Linked DNA regions of Homo sapiens: all the other regions are linked to region 1. The links are chromatin contacts, found by Hi-C or POLR2A ChIA-PET in ENCODE. All regions are on one chromosome and are shown on one strand. The core of a region is the stretch at or near the end of the contact, and the rest is flanking DNA. Distances in the headings are between cores, read along the strand shown.

What was found. A loop is a pair of places that touch in the nucleus more often than their neighbours do. ChIA-PET counts read pairs that join two places held with the same protein, here RNA polymerase II (POLR2A). Pooled maps may share reads with other maps.
Region 2: a pooled map shows a loop between it and region 1 (15-fold over the local background). The contact joins the enhancer-like site here to the promoter of XPR1 in region 1. A Hi-C loop is called at or near these places in 2 of 37 single-sample maps with no recorded cell type and 4 of 50 pooled maps.
Region 3: a map of naive thymus-derived CD4-positive, alpha-beta T cell shows a loop between it and region 1 (6-fold over the local background). The contact joins the enhancer-like site here to the promoter of XPR1 in region 1. A Hi-C loop is called at or near these places in 3 of 168 maps with a recorded cell type or tissue (CD4-positive, alpha-beta memory T cell, CD8-positive, alpha-beta T cell and naive thymus-derived CD4-positive, alpha-beta T cell), 1 of 37 single-sample maps with no recorded cell type and 9 of 50 pooled maps. POLR2A ChIA-PET finds 5 or more read pairs at or near these places in 1 of 52 experiments (activated CD4-positive, alpha-beta T cell).

What each region holds. Positions count from the first base shown.
Region 1 is chr1:180,629,924-180,633,785 of GRCh38, forward strand. XPR1 (xenotropic and polytropic retrovirus receptor 1) reads left to right here and starts at 2,099. Exons shown (of 15, transcript NM_004736.4): 1 at 2,099-2,347. The coding sequence starts at 2,279. RefSeq lists enhancers at 1,963-2,463, 2,464-2,964 and a silencer at 2,459-2,838.
Region 2 is chr1:181,501,402-181,505,263 of GRCh38, forward strand. All of the region lies in intron 1 of CACNA1E (calcium voltage-gated channel subunit alpha1 E), which reads left to right. Among named protein-coding and RNA genes, the nearest start is that of CACNA1E, 20 kb to the left of the region's middle. RefSeq lists an enhancer at 3,324-3,443. Within about 2 kb of position 1,855, at least 6 of the 41 ENCODE cell types and tissues checked have a DNase peak (open chromatin) inside an H3K27ac peak, as active enhancers do.
Region 3 is chr1:181,394,765-181,398,626 of GRCh38, forward strand. It overlaps a transcript of CACNA1E not described here. Among named protein-coding and RNA genes, the nearest start is that of CACNA1E, 87 kb to the right of the region's middle. RefSeq lists an enhancer at 3,749-3,858. Within about 2 kb of position 1,772, at least 2 of the 41 ENCODE cell types and tissues checked have a DNase peak (open chromatin) inside an H3K27ac peak, as active enhancers do; they include CD8-positive, alpha-beta T cell, where a contact is called at or near this core.

The DNA of each region.
Region 1 (3,862 bases), core at 849-3,348:
CCGGCTAATTTTTGTATGTTTAGTAGAGATGGGGTTTCCCCATGTTGGGCAGGCTAGTCTTGAACTCCTGACCTCAGGTGATCCTCCCGCCTCGGCCTCCCAAAGTGCTGGGATTACAGGCGTGAGTTACTGTGCCTGGCAGGAAATTTATTATTAAATCTACTTCTGTGGATAAATTAAGTTGTCATGTCCTGGGTGGCAGGGCTCTGGATCAGGCATGAGAAAAATCAAGAATTTTAGAGCTAGTTTTGAGGGTTTCCTTACTTTCTTGGGTTGGGCCATGGTTCCAGAATTTTGTGCACAATTAAGGCATAGAGGTACGGTGCTGCTGGGAGCAGTGTGCCATGGTCCACCAGGGTTGCTACTAAGAATTTCCCATTCTAGTCCATGACTGGCTAAAGGCAGGAATCTCTTTTGTAGCTGTCCCTGGTTCCCTTTTCCCAGGCACAACATACAGCCATTTCCTTTCTGTGGTCTCGCCTCCTTCCTGGTAGCACACATATTCCTTTTTGCCTGTCTCTTTCTCCTGGCAAGGTTTACCTCCAGCAGAGGGGAATCTTTATGGTGAGCAGACGGAGGTCTGAGGTGAGAGGAGTCCTCACTCTTCTTTCTTTATTTTTTTGACCTTGATTACCCTTTCACCAGAGGTTAAGGCTTTTATACAGAAAAAGCCAGAAAGACTCATAGTCTATGCCTATTTTCCATCTTGTGTCATCCCTCTCCTGGGGAAATGATTGCAGAATCCCTATTGGCATGAATTAAGGGGAAGAGAAAGGGGAAAAAAGTACATGGAGAAAAAAAGACAACAGCAGAGAATGATATCTCAGAGCACTGCTCCAGGCATAGCAGTTCCCTAGTAAATCTTGAAATCTCATCAAAATTGTGAGGGTTAGGCTGAGCAAGGTGGCTCATGCCTGTAATTCCAGCACTTTAGGAGGCCTAGGTGGGAGGACTGTTTTAGCTCAGGAGCTCAAGACCAGCCTGGGCAACATAGCAAGACCCACATCTCTCCCAAAAATAAACAAAAAAATTAGTTTGGCATAATGGCATGTGCCTGTAGTCCCAGCTACTCAGGGGGCTGAGGTGGGAGGATGGCTCACAAACCTATGTGAGGTAAGGCTGCAGTGAACCATGATGGTGTGACTGCACTCCAGCCTGGGCAACAAAGCGAGACCAAAAAAAAAAATGTTAGAATCAAGGGACAAAGTACATGTAAGAGGTTTAGAATAGCACTTGGTACAGGAACAGTGAGTGCTCAATAAATTATTATTAGGTCTCCTCCACCCAGGGTAGGACCTGGGTTTCTGTCCTGAATTGGGACTTCCAAGACAATCACTCCCACACTCAATGTAGTACAGAGCTCTGTGAGTGATCTCTGCCCATGTTCCCCAGGGACACTTCAGCCTGGGTGCTGGGCCTGTTTCCGGTTTTACTGGGGTGGGCTTAGAGCTGTACTTCTACGGGGTTCTCTTTCCTCTCAACGTTGGTTTCCCTCCCAACCCTCACCCCCAACCCCAGGAAGCTCAGTTTACAAGTGCGGTCGGTACCCTCATTTGGTGTTTTTATTGGCTTTTCTGATAGCCCCTGGACTAGACAATTACATTGAAATTCAGAAGCAGCATGCACTTTTTGGCATTGATGTCTTTAATTAAATTCAATAAGCACTTATTGAGCACCTAGAGTGTGTAAAATACTGTTCCTTTAAATACATTTAGTCCTGAACTGTTTTAGCTTCTTAGTTTGGATTAGTGCTGATCCATTTCTTAAAGGTTTTATGAAGCATAAATATCAAAATGGAAAAATATTTGCACAGTTCTTTGTAAATATAAACGTCTTGTGTGGATTATTGTTGCTACAGTATTAATATTAACTGCAGTAACAACACTGCTGCTTCCCAGACAGGCGGTAGAAAGCAGCTGTAGGCCAACAGGAGCCAGACTGAAGAGATCCAGGGAGGTGCCTCCAGCACGTACGGCCCACAAGGGGCGGAGTCTTAAGAAGCGTACCCAAGCCCCACCCCTTACAGCACCCCCTTCGTCAGGGCGGTGTAGGCGGTTACCATGGCGATGACGTCCAGAGGGCGGGGAGGGGCGGGGCTATGGAGAGGAGGAGGAAGATGGCGGGCGGGCTGCTCTGAAGAGACCTCGGCGGCGGCGGAGGAGGAGAGAAGCGCAGCGCCGCGCCGCGCCGGGGCCCATGTGGGGAGGAGTCGGAGTCGCTGTTGCCGCCGCCGCCTGTAGCTGCTGGACCCGAGTGGGAGTGAGGGGGAAACGGCAGGATGAAGTTCGCCGAGCACCTCTCCGCGCACATCACTCCCGAGTGGAGGAAGCAATACATCCAGTATGAGGTACCGGCACGGCTGGGGTGTGGGAGGACTCGGAGGGGCCACCATCTCGCCAGTCCTGACGTCCACCGCCGCCTTCCGCTTCAGCTGGCTCCCTGTGCCCGGGCAGACTTTGACCCGCTGCCGCGGGGAGCCACTGCGGCATCCCCGCCGCGGCCGGCCGCCTCCCGGCTCCGCTGTCCTTCCCCTCCCCCGCAGCCCCGCTGCCGCCGGGGTAACGGATATGCAGGCGGAGGGCCGGGAGGAAAGGCGCTGCCCGGGCCGGGGCCGGGGCCGGGGAACGGTGGGAGGGTGAGCTGCAGGTGGGGGAGTCACGGTGCGAGGGCAGCCCCGGGTCGCGGCTGTTCCGCGCTAATCCCCTTCTCCCCACTCGCCCTGACCTCTCGTCCCCACCCTGGGCGAGCGCCCCCTCGCCAAGGTTAGGTCTTGTTTCTCTCTCTACACCTCTCACCAAGGAATCCTTGTCTTCCAAGAGAAGCCCCTCCAGTGATTTCCTTCATTCCAAAGAGCCCTTCGGCTTTTTCCCACTTGCCCACTGTTGACAAAGGCTTTGTAACGGGGTTGAAACTTGACTTAAGTGTGTATCACATATGTAGTGGTTATAGTTTTTGTAAACACGTTGTAATCAACTATTCTGCTTTGATAATAAGACTCTTTTTACTGATTGCATGAAGTCTACAGAGTAATAACATCTTTGTTTTTGCCTCTTGTTTTGGAATGGAGGGAAGAGAAAGGAGAGAAGAGAATTATTAACATTTTTTTATTTTCTGCTAAGTTTTTGCTAGCTGGGGAGAAAATTAGTATATTGTAAACAATATACCTTACCTGTGTATTACAGAAATCATGCTCCCCATTCCCTCCCAATTTCTGTGCTAACACTGCTGGAAGGTATTTAATAGATAATAAGGAACCTTACATTAATAAAGGGAAAAATAAAGATAATGAACCCATTTATATGTTCAGAAGACAAGATACCTAAGAGGCTTTAAGCATTGCAATAGGTTATTCTCAGTAGCTGGCAATTCAGCTCCTGGATAGAGAAAGACAGACTTATCTGTAACCTCCAGGAATTCACATCTGTTTTGTGTGCAGGAACAAAGAATATAAAATCAATATGAACACACATAACTTAGCTAGATTTTATGAATTAAACTATTTTAGTTCTCCATTTAATTTTTATATAAGTTTAGTGATAGGAGGTTTGGGCAATAGCAGTGAGTGTATTTATTCATATAGCCATTGTAATAATTGAAGAAGACAGGGAAAGAGATGCAGGTAGGTTAAACGGAATCTTGAATATTGTGAAATAAATTCACTTGCAACCTAGAGTATTTCATTATTGCTAGAAATGAAAGGCCTATAATTATTAATGCTTTATTGTCACTCAATTTCTTACAGTATTTTGTGGCCATGTTTTGTAAGAATGAGTGAAATAAGGGACTAACATTTCAGCCTGCAGAGTTGATTTATTGTTTCTAATAACATTTAGTTTTAAAACCTTGGCTAGAATCCAAGTGA
Region 2 (3,862 bases), core at 605-3,104, 870 kb after region 1:
ACTTCCTTTCAGCCACTTTATCCAGAGGGCAGGGTCCTGGGAGTCAGATGGGAGTTCTTTGGTCTAAAGTAATGAGAATTTGGACTTGCCTTCACAGCCAGCATTAAATGGGTAATGCTTAGGATCTTTTGCTTTGAGTAACTGAGTCCACTGACCTCCATGAGAGAGCAGCAGGATTGTATTGGCAAACAAAAGGCCTTTTGGGGAGTTCTCTGCCTCTTTGTTATGTTCTCAATATTGCTTTATTTGTCTTTCATTCATTAGGTTTTTAGGAGTAGGTGTGATGGCATTTCCATCTTCTTGACAGCAGGAGTGGGGAAGAGAGAGAGAGAGAGGGATTAAGAAGGAGAGAGGTGTGTGTCTGTTCAGGACTGCCTGTCAGATGGTGAATTTGAACAGAGGCAGCTGTTGTCATGGCGATGGCAGGTTGCATCCCACCACCATGGAAACCAAAGTTAAAAAACTGATGTTAAGGCTGGAAGTCACATGATACATTTTTGTTTTGTTTTGTTTTAAAAAAAGAAAAGGGGTTTGGTTTTTTAGTCTTTTTTTTTAAGATGAGGTTGGGTGGTGAGAAAAATTGCACAAGGAAAGCAATGAGATGATGACATGGGACAGTATGGAGTAGGCAGAGCCTTCTTTCATGTTTTTCTGCTTGTTGACAGTGCATGTCTCCTGCCGTGGTTAGAGAGGGGATGGGAGGGGTATGCAGGGTGGACTTCCAGGTTTGCAGCCAGAGTTGTACACTGCTAACTGTCACATGGAGAAACACAGGGGTTTAGCCCTCTTGCCCTTTGGAGGTGATGTGTGGTTCACCTTCTGTTGATCAGCCCAGAACAGACCCAGGAAACCTAAAAGTATGGACTACCCAAATAGGAAGATAGTCCATATATTGATAAATTTGGAAGGTTAACATTTATTTTCAGAGAATTGAAAAGTTCATCTATAGCTCCTCAGAATCTCCAGGAATAGTTCTGTCTGTTTATTCCCTTTTCTGGGCTGGTCTCTTTTGGGCTGCCATGTCCTGCCAGGGCAGCCATAGGAGTGAGTGCAAAGAAGTCCAGAAGGAGCCCTGGGCCAAGACTCCTTGCACCATAGCTTATCTCTTAACCTGGGCCCTCTCACCTGGGCAGGGTGGAGCGGCTTGCTGAGAGGCATTAGAAAGCCCTCTTGGCTCTCCATCTTTTTACCTCATACTGACTTCTACTTTATGCCATGATCTGGAGAAAATGTGAAACATCCCTCCAGGAAGGGAGCTGGACTGGCCAGGGCTGTTTTTGCTTGCTTGTTCTTTTTTTGTTTTGTTTTGTTTTTTGAGACAGAGTCTCACCCTGTCCCCCAGGCTGGAGTGCAGTGGTATGATCTCGGCTCACCACAACCTCCATCTCCTGGGTTCAAGCTATTCTCCTGCCTCAGCCTCCTAAGTAGCTGGGATTACAGGTGCCCACCACCATGTCTGGCTAATTTTTGTATTAATTGCAGAGACAGTGTTTCACCATGTTGGCCAGGCTGGTCTTGAACTCTTGACCTCAAGTGATTCACTCGCCTCGGCCTCCCAAAGTGCTGGGATTGCAGGCGTGAGCCACTGTGCCTGGCCAGGCCAGGCCTGTTTGAACAGGGCTGGTTTGAATTTTCCTTTTGTGTAGACAGGTTAGGAAGCAGAGATTTCTGTAAGAATGTCTGCTTCTAGGAAGGTGAGGAAGACCATGAGGGATGCAGACACACTGTTGAAGTGATGGTCATAACTATTGCTATGTCTGGGTTTTAGGCACAAGGTCTTATGTCTTCGGCATTACTCGTCCCTCCAGGACAGATGTATCTTTCTCAGTCGGCTCAGACGAGGGTCATATGATCTCACCAGCATGATCTCACTGCATTTCCATCAGGGTCTGTGGGAACTGGAGCCAGACTTCTGTGATGGTTCAACCCCTCCTGTTCTTAGCCCTGGCCTGGGGTGTGATTAATATCCCTTCTAATCACTGGGAGAGATTGCATCAGAGCCATCAGCTTCATAAATCCTCCTCTGGGGACTGGTGTTTGGATGCGCTTTCCATATTCTCAGGAGGTTCTGGGCCAAATGTCTTTGCTCTTTTCCTGGAGGCCCATTACCATAATTTTCTTTTAAATCCTTTATTGGAGTTGGTCTCCTCTGTGTCAGTCCATGGCTACAGCCAGCCAGCCCACTCCTGAGGGCTGGAGGCTGTAACCACCAACAGATGCTTTCCCCAAAGTATTGAGCCACAGTAGATGCTGAAAGATTGAGTTAGTAGGATACTGAAAGTAACTGTATTTGTGCAACACTTTACAGTTTTCAGAGGGAGTTCAGATTCCGGTATCATTTTAGGCTTCAGTCCTTTTGTATTTCTTGTTTGGTTCTGTGGGAATGGATGGTCATAACCCTTCATTGACTCTTGAGTACTGTGTTGGGACAGCTTTTGCAGTCGGAGGCCTGGCTCTGGTTTCCTTTACCAAGCTACATTTTTTCCATTGCATTCCAGGTCTTGAAGAAGATTCTGAAGTTACACGGAAGGCTTGGATAGCTGTATTTCATTCCTGTTCATATGTAAAATGTCTATTTGGTGTCATGCTAATAGGGAATCACAGACTAGTTAAGGCTCTTTCTCTGTTACTGTCTTTGAGTCAAAGTCCACTTATTAGGATGATATTTATGTGCACATGAAGAAGAGGTGGAAAGACATGCATGAAGGTGTCCATGCCATCCTCTGAGGCTGTTACATCTCTTGGATTTAGACATCCAAAAACATGAGACTGAAGGGAGAAAAGGAGACAGGTCTTCCTGTAGGGTCTGGGGTGAGGGGTGGAAATGGGTAAAGGAGGCTGAGGAATGCCTCCCCTCAGACTGTGGACTCTTCTATACCCCCCCAGGAGTTTCCAGGAAGTGCCTGAGTGCCCACCGACTGCTCCCCACAAAAGCATATTCTGCATTAGGCTGAAGTTGGGAGAGTGCACAGCATTCTATCTGCCTGCCTGTCAGAGCATGGCCTTCTTAGTGTTCGGATGTCATAGGCTCTGGGAGGAGACAGCTAAGTACAGAGGTCTTCAGGATGAGCCCCCTGGTGGTGATAGAGATGCATGTTTGCCTGGGGACACCCAATATTTACTGCCTGAGGCCTAAGTCCTTCCCAAGCATGTACCTACAGATCTGTACCTGAGAGGTGATGATGAGGAGGCTTTTCAGGCTCAGGCAGATGAAGAGCTCAGCTCCAGGCCAGGCCCCCAGGGCTCCGGTGACAGCAGAACCAGCATCACCACCCTTGCCCCAGCTTTCTGTGCTTCAAGAAGGAAATGAACAAATGGCAGGTGTGCAGGCCACGTCGTGCTGCTCAAATTAGCCATGTTGCTAAGGAAACAAGTCAACCATTCAAAGGAAGGAGCATTGGGTAAAGGAGATAAATCAATAAGTGAACCTATTTTTATCATTTCCCTAATGATTGTCTTGAAACTGCTAGACTAGAAAGAGAGTTGGAGCAACACAGGTCCTCATTAATGGGCTCAGAGGGAACGAGGAGTGAAGGGGTGTTTGAGGAGATTGCCAGTAAAGTTTATGAAATGAGGCCTCTAGTGAGCAGTGAGCTGGTACAGGAGGGAAGGCAGGAAGGAAGATGTCTTTTGCAAGTTTCAAAGTGGTTTCATGGTCATTTCCTCATTTTGGCCAGGTCCCTTCATTCTCTTGCATTTAATCCTCTCCGAAGTCTTTTTCTGATTTCTCTGGCCATCGCATTCCTCCTCACTCTCAGGTTGGGATGGGTTTTTGTGTTGATTTGTTCTTTTCAGGATACATATAGCTTTAATTGATTTTGTAGTGATAAATGAACACATGCTCATTTGAACACTCAGAAAA
Region 3 (3,862 bases), core at 522-3,021, 760 kb after region 1:
GGAAGAGCATTCCAGACAGAAGAAACAGTCAGTGCAAATGCTGTGGGAGTGAGCCTGGCATGTTCCGAGAACAACATGGAGGCCAGTGTGGCTGGAGCAGAGGAAAGAGAGACTAGAAGGAGGTAGAGTCTGGGAAGTAACAGGAAGCCAGATGGTGCAGGGCCTTGCTGACCACTGGGAGGTCAGCTGTGGCTGTTACTCTAAGTGAAGGGAGGGTACATTGCAGGATGCTATGCAGAGAGGAATGATGTGCTCTGCCTATTTAAGAGGCTCACGCTGCACATTGGTTACTGTGTTCAGAATAGACTGTAGAGGGGTAAGGGTGGAAATAGGGAGACCAGTTAGAAGGTTGTTGCTGTGTCCAGATGAGAGATGATGGTGGCTTGTACCAGGATGGTAGCAGTGGATGGTGAGAAGTGACTCGATCTTTTTATATATCTTGTAGGTAGATTTAATAGCATTCACTGATGATTGGATATGGGGAATGAGAAGTATAGGAGTCAAGGACAGCTTGAGCAACCAGAAGGACAGAGCTGCCGTCAATTCAGAAGGAGATTGTGAAGCAGGCTTGGGTGGGAAAAGTTAGGAGTTCACACTTGGGCATGTTGAATTTGAGTTGTATGTTATATATCCAAGTAGAGAAGTCATGGAGGCACCTGGTTATATGAGTCAGAAATTTGGGAGAAAGGTCTGAGCTGAGTTATAAATTTTGGAGTTGACAACATATATGGTAATTCAAATCACATGACTGGATGAGGTCACCATCTTTTCTGATGGGGGCAGTGAGTACTCATTTGGACTCAAGACTTTAAAAACCATTACATTTCAAGTATTTGGAAAAAATATTTGGAACTTTCAACAAGCAGGTACCAAGAACCTCCTCCTGGGTTTGTGCGTTTGAAGAGCAGCTGGGGTTAAGAGCGGCATGAGGGCCTCCAGCTTAAAGAATCGAGGCAGAAGAAGAAAAGCCAGCAAAGGAAGTTGAGAAGTGATCCATGAGGTCGAAGGAAAACCAGGAGAGTGTGATGTCGTGGAAGCCAGATGAAGAAAGTGTTTCAAGGGGGCAAGAGTGATCAATTATGTCAAATAATGTGATGAGTCAAGTGTATTTGCTATCTATCATTGTGTAACAAATCACTCAAAAACTTAGCAGCTTAAAACAACAAAAATGTATTATCTCACAAAGTTTCCAAGACTTAGGAATCTAGGAGTTGCTAAGGTGGCTAGTCCTGACTCATGATCTCTTGCGGGTTGAAATTAAGTTGTTAGCTGTGGCCGCAGTCATCTCTAGGGTCAACTGGGGCTGGAGAATCCCATTCCAAACTCACTCTTGCAGTTCTTGGCACCCTATTTCCTGGCCATGTAGGCCATCTGAGTGGCCTCATGACATAGCATCTGGCTTCCCCCACAGCAAGTGGCCCAAGAGGGAGACAGACTGCAGGAGAGCACCCCAGACGGAAGCCACAGTCTTTTGTACCTAACTGTGGTAGTGTCATGCCATCACCTCTGAATGTTCTTGGTTACACAGACCAACCCTGGTACAGTGTGGGAGGGGACCGCACAAAGGTGAACATCCCAGGAGGTGGGGTCATCTTGGAAGCTGGCTACCACATCAAGCATGACAAGAACAATTGGTCATTGGGTTTAGCAATGTGGAGGGCATTGATAACCTTAACAAAAGCGTGGGGAGAAAAGTTTGATCAAAGTTGGTGTAAGAAGGGATGGGAGGAGGAGAACTGAGACAGTGAATAGAAATGACTCTTTTGAAGAGTTTGTCACAAAGGAGAACAAAGAAATCAGGAAATAGCTGATGAAGGAAGTGGTTTTTCTAAGATGAGAGAAACAACAGTATGTTTGCACATTGATAGGAGTAATCCAACGAGTGAAAAATTGATGACGCAGAAGAGAAAGGTAATTGCTGGAGCCTGGTCCTGAGTAGAACAATGTGGAATAACATAGAAACAGAGATTCCCTCAACCCAGAATAAATAGTTTACGCTAAAACAGATAAAATTACCCACTACATTCTTATAGAGACAAGAGGTATCAGATCTCAAGAGTTTAAGGAAAATAAATCACAGGAGAGAAATCTTAAAATTGGGAAAATTATTTCCATTAACTACTTCTTCTTCTGGGACTTGGGTAAAGACTGGAGCTACTTTATTTTAAGAGTAGAACACATCTGTCCAGCCTGCAGAAGATGCCTGGTTTGAACACCTCTGCAGCGAACCTGGCCAATGGAACAGCTGGGACTCCCTTGCAAGCTGCAGACCTGCTTTGTAGGGTAGTTCCAAGCCCTGAAGATAGGTGGGTTTTCTGCCACCAGATGAGGGAATTCTAGAGGCAACCAAACAGACCTTCACAGTAAAAAAGGGCAGAGGTCTACAGGAGCTCTCAGAATGTCTCTGGGAGGGTCAAGAGCATCAGTCCTCACTGATGCCTCCCATGCTCCCAGCAGGCCTCACATTATAGAATTCTCTTCTATTACTACGTCTCACCACAATAATGGTGGATGGGAACTCTGTCCTGAACCCTTACAAAACCCAGGCCCCTGCCTCGGTGAGTTTTTTGTTTATTTCCAGGCCGGAGTGCAGTGGCACGATCTTAGCTCACTGCAACCTCCACCTACCGGGTTCAAGTGATTCTCCTGCCTCAGCCTTCCAAGTAGCTGGGATTACAGGCATGCGTCACCACACCAGGCTAATTTTTGTATTTTTAGTAGAGACGGGGTTTCACCGTGTTGGCCAGGCTGGTCTCGAACTGGCCTCGAGTGATCCGCCTGCCTCGGCCTCCCAAAGTGCTGGGATTACAGGTATGAGCCACTGCGCCTGGACAGGGTGGGGTGTTTCAGCCTCTCATCACGTCACTAGGAAGACTCCAGGAAAAAGGAGGAAAGTGAGAAAAACTTTTGTATGGGCTACATCAGCGATGCTTAGAATCCAGCTCCAGGACCTGGTGTCCCTCCCCCTCATCCCGTCTTGTCCTTCCCTCTCCCTGCTGAGCTCCGCAGCCCTGGGGATTCCACATGTAGCCCTTACCCTTCTTGTACTCCAGTCAGTTCTCATTGGCATTCTCCTGGTTCTCAAAATGCTTTTACCCTATTGGCTAGGGCAAAAAATGACCTGAGAGATCCTGGACACTCTCCTAGCAACTGTGCCAGAGCTGGTGGCCATCGCCTTTTTGCAGAGACAGATGCTCCTGTAACAGGAACAAATCAATTAGCCAGCCTGCTGCTAATGTGCAAATGTCACCTTATTAAGCTAGTGTCTGCCTGGGGAAGCCGCCTCTTTCTCCTGTCCCCACTCTGAAGCTCAGCCCTCTGCTGTTGCTTCAACCTCTGTCTCTTCTGAGGTCAATTGTAAAATGAAACTGCTGCCATCTGAACATCTATGAAAGCCACAGGCTCTACCCAGATGCCTTGGCTGAGAGGAGGGGCAGTTTAATTTCCCTTCCTTCTCTGAAGAGTCTTGACGTGCAAGGACCAGCTCTCCCTTTATCACCATTTCCAGAAAAACACAAACAAGGCAAAACAAAATAAAAACAAAACTTTGCACCTATTTTTGGTGCCAAAACCTTAAATTAGATTAAGATCACATCAATTTCTTCCATAAGCTTTGTAGCTTAGGAAGTGCATGCTCACACTTTATTTTATTTAACCCTCATAATAAATCTATTGGAGGAAAGGACAATTATCTCCATATTACAGATGAGAAAACTGAGGCCCAGAGAGGTTGGCTGACTTGCTCAAGGATATTAAGCCAGTAAATTGCAAAGCCAGGGCTGGAAGAAGGGCAAGAAGGGCCAGAAAAGCTGATTCAAAGCGCAGGAACTCTGGAGGCACCTCCTGGCAGCTGGAGCAGGGT